Linked DNA regions of Homo sapiens: region 2 is linked to region 1. The links are chromatin contacts, found by Hi-C or POLR2A ChIA-PET in ENCODE. All regions are on one chromosome and are shown on one strand. Each heading gives the region's core, a stretch centred on a gene start or an enhancer-like site at or near the end of the contact. The rest is flanking DNA. Distances are from core to core; before and after follow the strand shown. Region 1 overlaps CFAP57 (cilia and flagella associated protein 57). Region 2 overlaps PTPRF (protein tyrosine phosphatase receptor type F).

Region 1 (2,765 bases), core at 59-2,558:
CTGCTCAATACGGAGGTCGGAAAGACCTGCCAGGGTCATCAGTCAGTTCCAAAGGCCAAAGGCAGTCCTGGACAGCTTGGCAGAGCCCCTTTGCTTAGAAAGCTTTTTACATAAACAGTTTCACATCCCCCAAGACTTGGCACGTTGGTGGACCCCAGGTCAGATTTCCTCTGCAGCTGTGTAGACCTGGGTGGGGGTCTGGAGGATTGGAGGGGATTTTGGAAGTCAAACTGACAAGGGAGAGATCAGGAAGAGAAGGCTCGGCAAACCCATTGCATTCACATTTTTAATCCACAAAGCCATCCAAAGCAAAAACGGTCGACCTCAATGTGACCTCGGGACCCCTCGGAACACAGGCCACCCCAGAAAACATTTTGCAGGTAGCCCAACTTATACTTATTGGGAGTGTCCTTGGCCATCATACTATGTGAGATATTGGAATGGAGGTGACATAAATGTGAGGGGGGACAGCAGAGCCTGGAAAGCAGTAGTCACGGAGGAGCAGGGCTCTCTGGATGGAGGCACGACAGGGTTCAGACACCAGCTCTACCACTGAGATACGGCCTCAGTTTCCTCACAAGGTTGGTGTAAGGATGAACTGAGGGACTGTATGCATGCTGTTTGATACATTTGCAGTGATCCAATCAACCCTTGCAATTGTGGTTACTCTTATTATCGTTATCATCAAGCTCTTCCTGCCTTAGGTTCTGCTTGCCGCCTCCTGGCTCTGGGCCTGGAACACTCTTCTCCTCTGTCTCCCCTGGGGTTGCACACTGTCACACTGGGTTGGGCAGGGGCCCAACCATGCTTCAGCCTCTCATGGCAGCTCTGCAGTGGAGCCAAGCGGGACCTCCCATGCCTGGCACAGTGACCAGTATAAGCTTTCAGGAACTGGTTCTTAGATTACTTTTCTTACATGAATACGTGAATGAATGAATGAATGAATGAACAGAACAAGAGAGTCAGGCTGCACTGAGTGGTGGGCCTCAATCATACTCCAAAAAGGATCAAGCCCTGGAGACCCATTTAGGTAAGGGAGCATCATGAAGATGTCAGAGGTTGGCAGGGGGGTCAGGAACAGGCATTCACACCAACAGGTACCAGGAGCCAGAAATCCCAATCACAGTGACAGGGCTGTAGAGGGTGGAGGGGGTGGGGAGAAGCCAGGGCAGGGCTCCACTTGCCGGGGGGCCTTTACAGCAGAACAAGGGAGAACACTGAGAGCTGGTGACAAACCAGCAGGAAGGATGAACATCAGAATCAACTCAGACACAAAATCAATAGGACTCAGTGACAGAATGGATGGAGATGACCAAAAAGAGGAAGCAGCTAAAGATGCAAACTGTGAGAGAACTCGAATTGTGCTTTCAGTTTCTAGTGCTTATTCTGATGATTGTTATTGAGTTATTTAATGAGGATCAGGAGAAGTGAAGCTTAGCGAGGCCTACTGAAGGGAGAAATGGAGAGAGACCTCAAGCAAGCAAGCTTCCCCCTGTGGCTCTAAGACCTTCCCTTCTGTTCTGGTCTCTTTCACCTGTCCCTTATCCCTTGGTCTGTAACTTCCTTATTAGTAAGAATCTCATCTTATTCGGTTTGGTATCCACTGCATTAGTTATACATTTTCTCATCCATTTCACAAATATTTAATGAGCACCTCTAACATGCAAGGCAGGGTCCAAGGTCCATAACCCAATAAATATGTATTGAATTGATCATGTCATGATATAAAGTCTGCAAGGAGAAGGTCCATGGGAGGATCTAGCAGAGTTTTACCAGGCAGCATCTGGAAAGGAAATGCGGGAAACCTATCACTGTTATGAGACAATTTGGAACTGTAATGTTCCCCACCCTCCCTCCCAAACTGGGGAGACCGAAGAATGACAAGTCCAGCTTGGTGAGTAGATGAGTTTATTTAGGTCTTCCATGTGGGGCACTCCTGGGCAGCAGCAGGACAGCTCTAGAGACCTGCTTTGCCTCACATCGCTAAGCTGCTTTTAAGCTAATTTTCTGGCTCTTCACCTACTGTGTATGTGCCATGGGACTGTTTTCCTTAGTAGGTTTTCAGATATCTTCTAGGATGTTTGGATTCTCAGGGACACCTGCTCCACAGCTGGGCACCATGGCCTTGACTAACTGCCTGGCCTTGAGGGTTCAGACAGTGAACATACACCCTTAAGTAACCTGGTGGGGGACCCATCACACTACAATCAGCAAGGCCTGGGTTGGTTCAAAGGGTAAAGCATTCGATGGAGAAAACATCTGATTCAGAAACACAAGTACAAATCCTAGCATGAAGAATGAGGGGTTGACAATGAGGACTGGGCATTTCATCCGAGACAGAGAGATTTCATTACTATAAAGGAATACCTGAGGCTGGGTAATTTATAAAGAAGAGAGGTTTATTTGGCTCACAGTTCTGAGGGCTGTACAGGAAGCATGGCACCAGCATTGCTTCTGGTCAAGACCTCAGGAAGCTTTCACTCATGATGGAAGGCAAAAGAGGAGCAGGCGTGTCACATGGCGAAAGAGAGAGTAGGAGAGGAGAAGGGGCCGGTCTCGCTCTGTCGCCCAGGCTGGAGTGCAGTGGCACGATCTCGGCTCACTGCAAGCTCCGCCTCCTGGGTTCATGCCATTCTCCTGCCTCAGCCTCCCAAGTAGCTGGGAGTACAGGCACCCGCCACCACGCCCGGCTAACTGTTTGTATTTTTAGCGTAGACGGGGTTTCACCATGTTAGCCAGGATGGTCTTGATCTCCTGACCTCATG
Region 2 (2,842 bases), core at 99-2,598, 310 kb after region 1:
CTCCCACGGCTCTTGGGCCCTCCTCCTTCCAGGCCGCCGGTGACCCACACCTGGCTCTCCTCCCCGGCGTCTCCTCTCCGCTTCTTTGTTTGGAGCGGAGGCCCCGCCCCACCCCGCCCCCAGGCGCACTCGCCCGGCCATTCCGGTTCAGCCGGTTCCAGCCCCCAGTTTCTGCCGCTGCAGGTCCCGGCAGGAGCTGGAGGGGCACTTTCTCCCTGGGTTTCTCTTCCCTGGTGCAGCAGGGGCCGCGGTCCTCATCCTCCTGGTTCCTCAGTTCGGTCCTTCTTTCATTCTCCACCCCTGGGTGCCAGGAACTGGGTCAGACACTGGGACAGGAATCCAGACAGGCATGCTATCTGCCCTGCCCAGGGTTATGTTCTAGGAGGGGAAGCAGCCATTAATCAAACACCAAAAATGTGGAAAAGTAATAATCTCACACGTGTGCATAATAAACTGTGAGTGAAAGTTATAAGCTCGGCAGGTAGGTAATAAGCTAGGAGCAGTGCTGTGGGAGGCAAGGGAGTTACCCGGGAGTTTCAAACTAGGAACTGAGCTCATAGGTTGGGGGCAGGGGGACTGGAGAAGGCAGTGATACTTAAATGGAGAGCAGAAGGATGAATGGAAGTTAGAGTGTATGGCGGAGGTTGGCAGAAGCAGCAGCTTATGCAAAGGCCCTGTGGCTGCAGGGAACATGACGTTGCTCTTTAGAGGAGCCAAAGCTGGGGCTCTGGGGAGAGCAGCTGGGTCAGACCCCGCGGCTTTGTCTGCCATAACAGGTGTTTGGAGAGTGATTCGGCAGGTCTTTGGAGGGTTTTGATAGGGCGGGGTGTCGGGGGAGGCTGTCAGCTCACTCTGGACACTGAGTAGAGAACAGACGGGAGGCGTGGGGCAGGCCTGGAGGCAGGGGCTTCCGCGTGTTAGGCCAGTGGAGTGCCAGTCAAGGGAAGGTGGTATCTGGACTAGGGTGTGGCAGCGCAGGTGGAGAACCCTGAGCTGCTTTGTGGAGGGCTTCAAGTGTGGGGGAAGAGTGCACGGTATGGGGGTGGGGGACAGGAGACACCCCCAGTGGAGCCTGAGCAGGAGAGTCGTGTCTGAGAGGGTCTGTCTGGAAGGCGCAACAGAGGCCAACTTTGCAGACAGCTGCAGTCGGGAGAGCCTGGAGCCTCCTTCAAAGGGCATTCAGGGGAAGGGCAAGGCACGCTGGGGGGTTCTGGACCTTCTGTGGTGTCTTCTTGTCTTTCTGGTCCCTACAGCCTCCCTGAGCTGGCTGCCCGAGCCTGCCCTAGGCACTCTAAGAACATAGTCAGTCCCAAGGTCTCCCTCCAGGGAAGGCCGTAGGTGAGCTTAGGAGTGAGAAGGCTGGATCAAAGCCTGGCTCCATGCCTGCATCCCTCTGACTTGCCAGTCATTTCACCCTCCGAGCCTCTATTTCCCCACCTCTTAAATGGGGATAATAATACTACCTACCTTATGGGATTGCGGTAAGACTGATAATGCTGGTACGAGTGACAGCTTCCCTCATGGAAGGCCCACCACGTAAAGCAGTTTACAGCCATCTCATTCCATCTATGACAGAATCCTGTGTCACTGTTTTGGAGATGGGAAAAAAGAGGCTCAGAGATGGTGAGTGACTTGCATAATAATTACATAAAACCCCCAGAGCCCCTGGCCCCTGGAGTTCTCAAAAGTTCCTTCTCTGTTGGTACCTGCAGCTGCCACTCCCTACCCCGCTCCCATAGACCCTCTCCTCCTTGGAGACTCTGCCCCATCTGCCGTCCCTTCTCTGCTGGATCAACACCTTTTCCCTCTCTGCTGGCTCCCATCAGTATTTAAACATTGCCTTTCATATCTGTCTTCAAGAAAAAAAGAAAAAAAAAATTCACAAACCTCCCTTCCCGCCTCATCCTTTCCAGCTGCTGGCTGTATAGTCACCTGTACTTCCCTCTCTCCCTCATCGCCTCCCAGTCATTCTTTGGCCTTCTTTGGTCTGGCTTTGGCCCCCACCCACCACTCCACTGACTCTGTTCTTGTCAAGGTCCCTGACAATCTTGTGTGAACTGTTTTGTACCAGGTGTTTGACAGTCAAACATGCCTGAATTCAGGTCCCAGATGTGCCCCTCACTGGCATGTGATCTTGGACAAGTGACTTGACCCCTCTGAGCCTGTAAACTGAGGATAATAGCAATGAAGGACTAAAGATAAAGAACCTGGTGCAGAGTGGGTGCTTGGCAAAGGATTGTCATCATCGCACACGTTTCTGTGCCAGGGACCAGGCTGGGCCTGGGCTCCTGGGGACCAAACAGGTGGTCTGAAAGGTCATTTCTCACAGCACTAGCCCTTTTTGGAGCTGTTCATTGGTCTGATTAATAGGAAATGGATCAGCTGTCAAGATTAACGAGCTATTGCTACAAGATTGTAGCAAATGGGTTGGGCTTCTCTGGGTTCATGACCCTAGGTGGTTGAATTCTTAGGGATAGGGGCTGTGGACTGGCCCTGGTATGTGTACTGAGGTGATGAGGGTGTGGCAGTGCCATGTCTGAGCCCCTACCTTTCTTCTCCTCCCTCTGCCTCCCTGTGGACACCTTGAGGAGACTGTCAGAAGGCAATAACTAAGTCGGGGGGGAGGGATGGGAGAGGCAGATTTACAGGAAAGCATTCACCTGGGAAGATATCCAGAGAGACTTAGGAACTGGACTGTCTAGGCCTTTGGGACTGCTGCTGGTATGTGGGGGCTGGGAGAGAGGGAGGAGTCTCGGTTCCTGGCCGGAGCCCCGGGGTGGATGGTGGTGCCATCACTGAGATGGAGAGCAGGGGGAGGGACAACTCTCAGGGAGAGCTGGAG

Evidence for each region. Hi-C counts contacts between places; a loop is a spot of excess contacts on that map. ChIA-PET counts read pairs that join two places held with the same protein, here RNA polymerase II (POLR2A). Pooled maps may share reads with other maps.
Region 2: a loop to region 1 is called in a pooled map, with 2.4 times the contacts of the local background. The contact joins two enhancer-like sites. A Hi-C loop is called at or near these places in 2 of 50 pooled maps. POLR2A ChIA-PET finds 5 or more read pairs at or near these places in 2 of 52 experiments (H1 and WTC11).

Annotation. Positions count from the first base shown.
Region 1 is chr1:43,238,308-43,241,072 of GRCh38, forward strand. The region is part of intron 21 of CFAP57 (cilia and flagella associated protein 57); the gene reads left to right. The region is part of intron 1 of LOC105378685 (a long non-coding RNA gene); the gene reads right to left. All of the region lies in intron 1 of LOC124904164 (a long non-coding RNA gene), which reads right to left. Among named protein-coding and RNA genes, the nearest start is that of TMEM125, 30 kb to the right of the region's middle. Within about 2 kb of position 1,309, at least 9 of the 41 ENCODE cell types and tissues checked have a DNase peak (open chromatin) inside an H3K27ac peak, as active enhancers do.
Region 2 is chr1:43,550,248-43,553,089 of GRCh38, forward strand. All of the region lies in intron 3 of PTPRF (protein tyrosine phosphatase receptor type F), which reads left to right. Among named protein-coding and RNA genes, the nearest start is that of PTPRF, 21 kb to the left of the region's middle. Within about 2 kb of position 1,349, at least 9 of the 41 ENCODE cell types and tissues checked have a DNase peak (open chromatin) inside an H3K27ac peak, as active enhancers do.